Linked DNA regions of Mus musculus: region 2 is linked to region 1. A link is a contact called in ENCODE Hi-C data. All regions are on one chromosome and are shown on one strand. The core of a region is the stretch at or near the end of the contact, and the rest is flanking DNA. Distances in the headings are between cores, read along the strand shown. Region 1 holds the start of Slc47a1 (solute carrier family 47, member 1). Region 2 has its middle 22 kb from the start of n-TWcca5.

Region 1 (5,848 bases), core at 1,166-3,665:
ATGGTGGAACCAGGACTGAAATAACAACCAGTCATACCAGTGTGTGAGAAGAACGATGTCTCCATGACCCTAGTGCAGCTTCTGCTAGACCACTGTATATAATAGTGATGCTTCCATGACCCTAGAAAAGCTGAGCTGAAAGCCACATGAAGAACTCTCCAGGTAGAGGAGAGGGGCAGTGAACTTCCTGAAGAGAGAAGGTTGAGGCTGGGGCTCTGAAAGGAAACTGGATGGGTAGAAAGGTGGTAAGGCATGATGGCCAAGCAGGGGCCAGTCCACAGAACTGAGTTCAGGGTTTGAGCAAGGCACTTTATTGCTTTGTTCAACACATGTGTGTAAAGGAGTACAGTTGGTCTACGAGGAGCATCTTGGGCAGAGCTCTCTCTGGAGGAGACTTGGTAAATGAGAAAGTTCAAATCCTGCCAGCCTGTGAGATGGCTGGGCCAATAAAGCCACTTGCTCCCAAGTGAACCACCCTAATGCAATGCCTGAGACCCACATGGTGAAAGGACAGAGCCCACTGAGGGCAAGTTGCCTTCTGGCCTCCACCAGTGTGCTATGGCACACACACACACACACACACACACACACACACACACACACACAAATAAATAAATAAATAAATAAATGTAAAGAGAAAGAAAGAGGGTGGAGGCTCAGAGGAGGTTAGCACGGCCACCCTATTCTCCAGGGGGGCCTGGGAGGATAGGACAGTAGATAATTACACAACCCTTAGGAAGCAGGGGGTGCCCAGCAGCTAGCACAGAGATGGAGGACCAAGAAGGGCTCCATACACAAGAGACTAAGCTGCCCGGGACAGAAATCTTGATGGCAGGCTTGCAAAGTAGTCCCTGGGTCACCTGGCTTCTCCAGCTAAGGAGTACAGGGGAAATTCCCAAGTGACCCCCCAAGTGATCTGAGAGCCTCTCCCCAACCCTTTCTCTGTTGGTCTTAGTGGTTTTTATTTGTTTGTTTGTTTGTTCATTCATTTGTTCTTTCTTCCTTTCTTTTTCCCTCTGTAATGGGTATGCATTGTGTTGGTGAGAAACCAATGACATACATGTATACATTCATGTTCCCATGTAGGAAAAGTAGCCAGTTCCCCTCTATTAGCCTAGAACTGGGGATCACGTGACTAGAAGAGGGCATGAGCTCCAAATGCTGCTGCTGCTGCTATTTTTCCTCTTTGGGTTTCTGAAGCAGGAGCTCATGCTGTAGCCCAGGATGGCTTGGAACAGTAAGTCACTCTAGTCACCTTTCTGCCCCAGTCTCCCAAGCACAGAGATTCCAGGCCACGGCTACCACACCACACCTGATTCTTAGGAAGCTTTTCTGGCAGCAACTCAGTGAGACTAAGTTACGGCAAAGCTGACGGCTCATAGACTTCATAGAAAGGAGAACGGAGCTGTTCTGAGTCCGTGGGCTGTTCCCTAACATGCTTGGGAAGATCCACACAGGAACTGAACTTCAAGTCTGGAGACTGAGCACCGCAGAGGGCTGTGAGCTCCTATGCCTCTCCTGGACCTGTAGCTGATGGCTTCACCCTGGGCTTTGATCTTGCTTCTCTATGCCCTATCGTGTGTGTCAAGAGGGCACACATGCCGGGGCTCAGGGGCTCCCAGGTGCTTGAATGTCTGCCTCTTGGCCAAATGTTTATTCACTCAGACACACAGAGTGTGTCAGAGAAGTGGCTTTCTCACCCTTGAGGACTGAAAACCCCCAAACTGACAGAGAACAGAAGGCAGCACGTGTGTGATGTGGTTCTGTGGTTTGGGGGGTTTTTTTGTTTTTGTTTTTTTCCCACGTTGCTTCTAAAAGCCGAGATTGAGAGAGACCTAGTCTAATGAGTAAAATCGACCCCACTAATAAAAGCACTTCCTACCCAAAGGGAACCTCATTAAAACCTCAGATTTTGAGCGCAGCGCTTAGTGGAAGAGGAGCTGACACAGGATGCTTCTGCGTCAGACATTGGCTCTAGATTCCAAATAGTTTTGAAAGCCTAATTCTAAGGTGACAGTTTACCTTCCTGTTTCATGCCTCTGCCTGGAGAGAGACAGGTCTGAGTGCTTTTATTTTCAGGAACCCCTGGCTTCAGGGCGCACGCCAAGAGTCACTAGGCTCTGCACATCCCCATAGCTGTGGCCCGCTGCAGGCTCTTCGGGTCCCCAACCCCGCCAAGTCAGACCCTGAAATTTAGGTAACTGGGCCCCCAGTCCTCGGGGACCGGCCTGCAGCCGAGGCCACCTGACTCACCGCAGGACCCGCCAGGACCAAGAGTGCCCGCAGCTCCTCTAGGAAGCCGGGCAGCAGCAGGCAGCGTAGCCCACGGCGCTCGGACGCAGCGTCCGCGCCTCCCGGCCCGGGAGCGGACTCCTCCGTGCGTTCCATGTGGCCTCCGTGGTGTCAGGGCTCGGAAGCCGCACGAGGACCCACAGGCCTGGAAGACTCCAGTCCCCGCCCTCGGCCGCCTCCCCTAAACCCGCCCAGCGCCAGCCGAGGATCTGCAACCTTGGACTCACCCCTTGCCCTTGCAACCCCAAGGCCTGCGCATCTCCAAAGGCTAGCCAGCACCCTAATGTAGGAACAGAAAAGTTTGCAAAAGTGCTGGAAGCAAAAGGAAAGAGCGCGCTGAGGCAAGGACCTTCCAGTCGCTGTCGCTGTCGTTGCAAGGGAGCAGAGGGCACTTGAGAAATTAGGGTGTGGAAGGACTTAGAGTCCTGAGACATGATCCCACTACGGTCAGCCAAAGGTCCGATCGTGGTTCCGCTGTGGCCAGCAAATATTGGATCTGGCAGTAGTGGGTGTTCAAGGTCTCTGCTGTGCAGCTTGTGGTCAGCTCAACACACACTTTGCTATAGGTTTCTATAATCTCTCTCTCTCTCTCTCTCTCTCTCTCTCTCTCTCTCTCTCTCTCTCTCTCTCTCTCTCTCTCTCTCTCTCATTGTTCCATTAAAGTACATAACACCTACCAGGGGGAAAAGCAAGCCACATTGTCCGGGTAACACAGAAGTGTTCGCTGGTCTTGGATGGTCAGAAACAGGAGATACTGTGGCAAGAATATACAGGTTCAAGGGACACCTGCAGCCTGGAAAAATGCAGGCTTGTCACCAGGACCCTACTCTCCTCATCTGTAAACTCAAGATGCGTTTCCACAGTCCCACCCACTTGCAGCCCTGCACAGGAGGACTGACTCACAGATGTTAGCTCCAAGTCAAAGGTGACTCCTGTGAGAGAGGCTAAAGTCCCTTCTGTGGCAACTGGTCTTGAATAACAAATGTTTCTGCTCACTGTTAGTTTCACACTGCTGTGACAAAATATCCCAAAAGCAACTGAAGGGGAGAGGGATTGATTCTGGCCCGTGGTTTCAGAGGTCTCCATCCATGTCCAAGAAAGGATAGAGAGGAGTGTTTTCTTGCCTTGTGACAGCCAGGATACAGAGAGACAAAATGCTCTTCAAGGACATGCCTGTGTGATTCGCTCTCTGCAGCTAACCTAGTTTCCAGAGCCTTCCAAAGTGAGACCACCAGGTGGAGGAAGACCTCAGCATAAGAGTCTGTGAGAGGCGACAGTTCATATTCAACCCATACCCTCAGATAACCAGGGACTCTGGAGTCAGGATTTGGGGGTTGGTATTTAAGTATTTAGGGATGGAACCCATGCCCAGCTTCACACACACACTGAGCAAAAGTCCTACCTCTGAGCTACAGCCACGGGGAATCTACAGGTTTAAAAAAGATTGTTGTATCCCTGGGAGTAGAATACTTATCTAATATATGAGAGGTCCTAGGTTCCAGCACCATAAAAAGAACAGACTGTCTTAGTCAGTGTTTATTGCTGTGAAGAGATACCACGACCAAGGCAACTCTTATGAAGGAAAGCATTTAACTGGGACTTGCTTACAGTTTCAGAAGTTTAATCCATTGTCATCATGGTGGGGAGCACGGTAGCACACAGGTAGACACTGTGCTGGAGAAATAGCTGCAAGTTCTACATCCAGATCCACAGGCAGCAGAAGAGAGAAACACTAGACCTGGCTTGGGCTTCAGAAACCTCAAAGCCCACCCCACAGTGATGGATCTCTCAATCCTCAAGAATCGCCATTCCCTGATGACTAAGCATTCCAATGTATGAGCCGATGGAGGCCATTCTTATTCACACCACTAAAAATCAGACAAGCAAGACCATGAGTGCCTCCCCACCCTTTCACGACATCTGTGACTCTCCCCTTGGTCCCTGTGCAGGTAAAGGCAGCCTCTAGTGTCATCCTTGCACGCTATATGTCATCTACTAAGACTCTTCTCCAGTCTCTTCTCACAAGATGAGAGAGAGGAAGCGATTTGCCCTCCTTAGATTTCTTACCTACTTTTAGAACAATTACCCAGTTTGGAAAATTGAGGTCTGTGTCTGCTTACACCTCAACTATACCCCAAGCTCTGTACCAAAGGGTTGGATAGTATCTGTGACTGGGGTTCCCTCACCAGGACTGCATGCGTGGAGCAGAGTGCTGGCTTCTCAGAATGGGAGTGTCCACAGCCAGATGCCCAGGCTGGACACTAAGATTTCCCCCTCAGTGGCTTTTAACCCTCAGAAAGAACAAGAAAGCTTTTTGGACCTTTTAGAAGCTATCAACAAACATTTAGCTAGAACATCCAGAGACCATCAGTCTTTAAGGCCTCACCTAAGTCCAACTCTGTGCCTCGTTTCAACTACTCCAGGCTGGGAGGCTTCCGGCAATACGACATGAAGCACAAATGTGATGTGTAGATATTGGGGGAAAAGAGGCAAAACCATTGCTTGCATTTATAATTCAAGACAATGGGAAGGAATCAAGTAGGGGAAAGCTGATGAATCCAGAGATAATAAAGGGATCTGGCATGGTAACTCCACGGTCAGTGTGTTCTTAGCCCATGGGAGTCCATTAGTTCCACCTCCAGCATCAGAGAAAAATATAGAATTAGTAAGATGGTTTAACAAAGTTCTACATGCAAGTCTTTTATGTTGATAATAACATCTTCATGAAAACGTTTTTTAGAAGAAATGTCGTACACACAGCAACAAAAAAAATCTCTTATACTTGATTCTCAAACTTGGTCAGGAGCATTCTACAGCTTGAAAGGGGGAGATGCCAGCTCCCATAGCAGAGAAATCTGGCAAACATGGCCTCAGCCAAAGAAGACAGAGAGTAACCTCAGGAGGAGCAGGGCTGCAGCTTGTTCCTGCCTTAGTTTCCTGGGGCTTTTGAAAGAGGCCACGGATTTGGAAGCTCCTAACAACAGAATTTTACTCTCTTACACTTCAGCCTCAAAAGTCTGGAACCAGGGAGATGGCAGAGGCAGTTCCATCTTGGGGACTCAGGAGAATCTCTGGTACACACTTCTGCTGGCTTTTGGTGACTGCCACCAAATCTTGCAGTCCCTTCTGCTATGACTGAACGTGAAATACACCCCACAGGCTCTCGTTCAGTACGTTTTTAATGATTTCATTTCTTAAGATTTATTTTATTTCACATATGTGAGAGCTTTGCTTGCATGTACATGTGTGAACCCGTGTGTGTGCAGCTCCTGAAGAGGTCAGAAGAGGGCATCCAAGCTCCTGGAACTAGAGTAACACATGGTTGGGAGCTGCTCTGTGGATGCTGGGAACCAAACCCAGGTCCCCTGCAAGAACAGCCAGTGCTCTGAACACCTGAGACATCTCTCCAGCCTATGCTCTGAGTTCTTGGTCACCAGGCAGGGGTGCTATTTGGGGCAGTTATAGAGGCTTTAGAAGATGAAGGAAGTAGGTGGCTAGGGGTTATCTCATCCCTAACCACTTCCTGTCTCACTCTACTTCTTGGTGAGTCATGGAG
Region 2 (5,848 bases), core at 2,243-4,742, 53 kb after region 1:
CTCTCTCTTGCTTTTCTCTCTCTCTTGCTTCTTGCTCTCTTGCTTCCTGCACCCTGGCTCCTGAAGATGTAAGAATAAAGCTTTGCCGCAGAAGATTCTGGTCTGTGGTGTTCTTCCTGGCCGGTCGTGAGAACGCGTCTAATAACAGTCTTTTATAAGAGTTGCCTTGGTCATGGTGTCTTTTCACAGCAAAAGTAACTAAGAAAGGTTCCTAAGCCCAGTGTAGTCTTCTCCAGAGAGCAGCAAAGGCATAGACCCCCTCGGAAGCCCAATCCTTTACACACCGAGCATGGTTCCCATGGTGACGTGTGTATTAGTCAGGGTTTGCTAGAGAAGCACAATTTATAGAATGAATCTATACATAGGGAAAGAAAAGGGATTACACAGAATGGCTTACAGACTGTGGTCCCACTAGTCCAATAATGGCTGTCTGCGATCTAGTAGCCCATGAGGCTGGATGTCTCAGCTGATCTTCAGCATTCCTTGGAATCACGTAGAAGTCAGCTCTAACGCCAGTGAAGAAATGAATGTGCTGGTGAGAGCAGGCAGAGGGAGCAAACTTCCTTCTGTGTTTATAGCCTGCCAGAAGGTGTGGCCCAGATTAAAGGTGGATCTTCGCATCTCAAAGGATCTGGGTTAAAGATACATCTTCCTATCTCAACGATCCAGATTAAAAGTGGGTCTTCCCACTTCAAATGATTATATATATATATATCACAGGTGTGCCCAGCCATTTTGGGTTTTAGTTAATTCCAGATGTAGTCAAGTTGACAACCAAGATTAGCCATCACAACAGGGAACAAGCTGAGATTTTTCTATTAAGTTTTTTTTTTCATTTCTAAAAACTGTGTGTGTGTGTGTGTGTGTGTGTGTGTGTGTGTGTGTGTGTTTTGTCTACATATATGTCTGTTCTATGCACCGTATGTGGTCAGTGCCCCCCAAGAAATTAGAAGAGGATACCAGATCCCCTGGGACTGGAGTTACTGACAATTGTGAGCTGCCATGTAGCTGCTGGGAATTGAACCAAAGGCCTCTGTCAGGAGCAGCCAGTGCTTTTAAGGGATGAGCCACCTGCCCCCATCTTTCTTTTCTTCTTCATGCTGGAGGTAGGAGGTCCCCCCCCCCATCTCCAACCACCTAAGAGCATGTTCCCTCTCTAAACTACACCCAGCCTCTTTCCTATTTCCTTCACATATTTCGAGTTGCAGGGTAGGGGGGCTCTTGCCTCCTTGGAAGTCCCAATCTGCTCATGTCCATCTTAGAAATCCCTGTTATTAAAACACAGAAAATGCCATCTCTGAATTTGCTCATTATTGGCAAATTGTCCAGAATAGAGTTGTACAAAATCTAATTTTTTAAAAAAATGAAGCTGGAATGGTGAATTTGTCCTTGTCATTGTGACTGTCCTTTTATCAGGGCTGAGCCTTCACTTCAGTGTCACACTTCCCTGAGTTTAAGTGACTGCCCACTCTGAGCCAGCACAGCCTGGGGCAGAGCACTGTGAGCAGATGTCCCTTTAAACTGCAACTTCCCTGGTGATGCTGGGACTCTGAGAAGCTGTGTTGTCTTCTGCTAAGGTAGAGCCTTGTTGTGGGAAGAAGAGATGGAGAGAACCTCAGAGGCTGATCAGTAGTTTGCTACCCACAAAACTCTCAGCCTTTTGTGGTGATGATGTGAATGTATCTGCCCCTTAGATACTTTCTTCCACTCTCACCACAAGGATGAAAAACAGCCAAAGAGGAGGGTGGTGTCATGAGCTCCCCCGAGACAAACTGGCCTCAAACCTGTATCTTACATAGGAAAAATGTTTCTTCAAATATAAAAAAGAGACTTCTTTTTAAACACCATCCCCAAGGCTGGGCATTGAGCTCAGACAAAGAACTTGCCAGGCAAGCATGTGGATCCAAGTTCGAATTCCCAGAACCGCAAGAGGTTGGACCCTGTAGTCCCAGCATTCTACGGGAGGTTGGAGGTAGAGACCAGAGAATCCCCAGGAGCTTGTGGGTCATCAGAAAGCCAAGGCCCTGTCTCCAAACCGTGAAAACAAAACAAAACGAAACAACCAGTGCTGGAGAGACGACTCAGTAGCACTGACTACTCTTCCAGAGGACCAGGGTTTGATTCCTAGCACCTACATGGTGGCTCAGAACTGTCTGAAACTCTAGTTCCATGGGATCTGACATCTTCAAACAGACACATGTAGGCAAAAATGCCAGTCCTCAAGTGCCATCCTCCAACCTACACATCTGTGTCATGGCACACTCATGCCCTTATTCACACTTATACAGACACATGTACACATGTATGTGACACACACACACACACACACACACACACACCATCTTTTTAATTAGCAGAAAATCACCAGACCTCACACCTTTCCAGCAACAGAAGAAAGATCCTATTCCATCCCCTGATTTGGGACAGCCTGGATCTCTCTTGACAGCACTGTCCCTTTGTACCCTCATTTGCTTCTCTTCTTAACTGAAAGGCTCACTCTGTCTGCCCCAGTTTTACTTCATTGTCACTGAGACAAAAGTGTCCACACGCCTGCATCACCGTAGACAGTTGCCTATTGCAGCAGGAGTGGGCTCCAAGGCCACATACATTGAGATTCCCTGTGAACTCTTTGTCCTTTTAAGACATAGATAGTAAATCAGGATGAAACTGAGCGTGATGTACAAGTAGGAAAACCAGAGGAAGCTGGAGAAGGCTGGGGATGCTAGGGAATCCATGTGCAAAAGCGAAGGAAGTGCCTGTGGGCTCAGGAGCCAGGCTCTGCTGACTGCAGGAGATTAGAACACGCTGCTGCAGTCTTTTCTGCCAATGCTGAAAGGGTTATTTTGAGAGCAGCTGTTAAAAAAAAAATCCTTTGAGAAAGTAATTTACATCTGTAAAGGAATTACTGGGTACCAGCATCCTCAGGAAGAGCAAGAGATGGTACATCACACATAGCATCTTGATGTGTGGACTCCTTAACACCAGGCATGTGAGAACACCAGGCATGCGAGGCTTTCTCTAAGCAATGTCTACCTGCCTGAAGCCACCTAAAGGAACTCTCTGTCCTGAACCACCTTCTCAGGAACATTATCAGCCAGGGAAGACTAACACAGACCACAGGAGAGATTGGTCTTCTGGTTACCAGATACAGTGTGGGTGACTCTGGGACTCACCTAGACAGAAAAGCCTTGACCTACCTCCAGAGGTCAGAGAGGAGAAAGAAGGCTCATTTCAAGTGGACTCCCTTCCCAAAGCACCTAGAGGGTGAGTTCACTGAAAGCAGATTTCTGTTCTCAGAAGGCTCCAAACTGGCCATGGGTGGTCACACTTGGCTTTCACAGTCTACAGAACAGGGTGGCACAGAGTGCCATTTGCTATTTGGGGAAGCTTCCCAAATGAGAGTCACAAGCCTTTCTTTTATGGTGATTTATTTCCTTTAGCATAATGTCCCTAAGTATCGCCCACTCGGCATGTGACAGAGCCCCCCTTTCTGAAGGCTGAGTGACATTCTACTGCACGTTGGTTTACCACCCTTGCTGTTAGTGGACATCAGGGCTGCCTCCCCTTTGGTGACAGCACTTAGCACGGCTGTGCATAGACTCTCAGAGGGTCTGACTCCAAAGCTTTTAGGTACATGACCAGATGGATAATACGTGGCTCTATTTTTGGTTTTGAGGTGCCTCCTACTGCTTTCTACACTGCTGCCCAATTTTACATTCGTGCTAACAGCCAAGTCTTATGGAAAACTTTTATCTCAGATCCGTTACCCACAAAGTGAAGGTAGAATAGAATGGTTAGGTTGTACTTTTATCTCACTGATGAATAATTTAGATATTTCTTACATCGGATCACTAATGTTGCTTCTTTAGCTACTAAGAATATCAGCCCAGGGGCTGGAGCAATATCAGTGATTAAGAGCACCGGCTGTGCTTACAGAGGGCCCAGGTTCAATTCCCAGCACCTTCATGGCAGCTCACAACCATTTGTAATTCCAGTTGCAGGGGATCTGTTGCCTTCTTCAGACCTGTAACAAGGTACCTGTAGTGGAATTATAGTAGAATCATTGTATGTAGTGTAGACATCAGAGCAAGTAGTTGTTTTTCTGAAGGAGCTTGACAAGCCTGTGGGGAGTGGTTCTGATGCTAAGGTCCTGTTCCCCAATTGGTCCCCAGTTTGTCAGTAAAAGAAGCCAGGGGCCAATTGCTGAGCTGAAGGTACAGGTGGGACGTCTGGGTCTCAAGAGGAAGAGGAGACACAAGGAAGGAGTGGAGTGTTTTCTGCCATGCTTTGGAAGAAGAATGCAGCAACCATGTGAGGTCTCGGGGGCAGCTGGGGACTGTGGCCACCACTATAGGCAGGTGGTCATGGATGTTTGGCAGGGACTAAGTGGAACCAGCCACTGAAGTTTAGGGCAGATGAAGAGACAGAGATAATAAATCGGTAAGGGCACACTTTTCCAGGCGACAGCTATCAATGCTGAGCAATTTTGCCAAGAAAGCAAGTTACAAAAGAACATACTCTGTGTGTGTGTGTGTGTGTGTGTGTGTGTGTGTGTGTGTGCGCGCGCGCGCGCGTGCGGGCAGGCCCGCATGTGTGCTGTCTGTCTGTCTGCCTGCTTTCTGTCTGTCTGTCTTTTATCCCAGGATTCAAGGGAAGCTGGGAAGGGGCTGATAGTAAAGCCCACTTCCTGGAGCAAGATGAGTGGGGGCTCCAGAGCACAATCACCTCCCAGAGCTCAAGGTAGTAGCATAAAAACTGCACACAACACAAGCCTTGCATGACCTTGGTCACAGGATGGTCCTGGAACACCTGACATGCCTTGCATTATTGGGTACAGCAAACAGTGTACAGTAAGGACACACATGGCGAAGGCTGATGTTTTCCTTCAGGAAACGCAGAGGTTAGATGAGGGGCTTTGGTATGAGGAGCTCATTTTATCCAAAAACAACTTTTGTGTAACAATCAACAAATATGTTTCAGCCAGGCAGTGGTGGCTCACGCCTTTAATCCCCGAACTCGGGAGGTAGAGGCAGGTGGATTTCTGAGTTCGAGGCCAGCCTGGTCTACAAAATGAGTTCCAGGACAACCAGGGTTACACAGAGAAACCCTGTCTCAAAAAACCTAAATAAATAAGTAACTAAATAAATAACTATGTTTCAGTGTGGTTGCTCCAGCTTCAGCTCACGGGGACTACTCCTTCCTGCGGCCTCAGATCCTGGTTGCATTCTGGAGTGACATTCTTTCTTCAATCAACCCACACAATTCAGAACACCGGCAGGTATCAGACATGTACGTGGTACACAGCCATGCAGGCAAGCAAACCACTCATAGCACATAAATTAAATCTTAAAATATAGCACAAGTTCCTAACTCATCTGTTAATCTAACAACAGAGACATCAGTCCTCAGGAAAAATGTTTTAGAGATATACTCTATTCTACAGACACGCACGTACATGAACACTCATGCAAATGCATATATACACAACATGCATATACAAAATATAGGTAACATTAAACTGTAAAGCTATTATCTTGATTTGAAGTTGGCATTGTGTTAGAACAGGAAACTTTAAAGAGTCCACCAAAATCTTGTTCAAACTTAAAAAATGCACTAAGAATCTGTATAAACTACACCGCTAACATACAAATCTACTATGTTTGCATCTCAAAAAGAGATTTGTACAGTCATTTGTTTTTTGTTTTTTTGAGGCAGACTTTCTCTAGGTAACAGCCCTGGCTGTCCTGAAACTCACTTTGTAGACCAGGATGACCTCAAAATCACAGAGATCCACCTGCCTCTGCCTTAGGAGTACTGGGATTAAAGGCGTGCACCACCACACCTGGTC

Evidence for each region. Hi-C counts contacts between places; a loop is a spot of excess contacts on that map.
Region 2: a map of regulatory T cell shows a loop between it and region 1 (1.8-fold over the local background). The contact joins the enhancer-like site here to the promoter of Slc47a1 in region 1. A Hi-C loop is called at or near these places in 1 of 37 maps with a recorded cell type or tissue (regulatory T cell).

Annotation. Positions count from the first base shown.
Region 1 is chr11:61,375,660-61,381,507 of GRCm38, forward strand. Slc47a1 (solute carrier family 47, member 1) reads right to left here and starts at 2,416. Exons shown (of 17, transcript NM_026183.5): 1 at 2,254-2,416. The coding sequence starts at 2,388.
Region 2 is chr11:61,427,433-61,433,280 of GRCm38, forward strand. No RefSeq gene overlaps it. Among named protein-coding and RNA genes, the nearest start is that of n-TWcca5, 22 kb to the left of the region's middle. Within about 2 kb of position 3,493, at least 1 of the 3 ENCODE cell types and tissues checked has a DNase peak (open chromatin) inside an H3K27ac peak, as active enhancers do.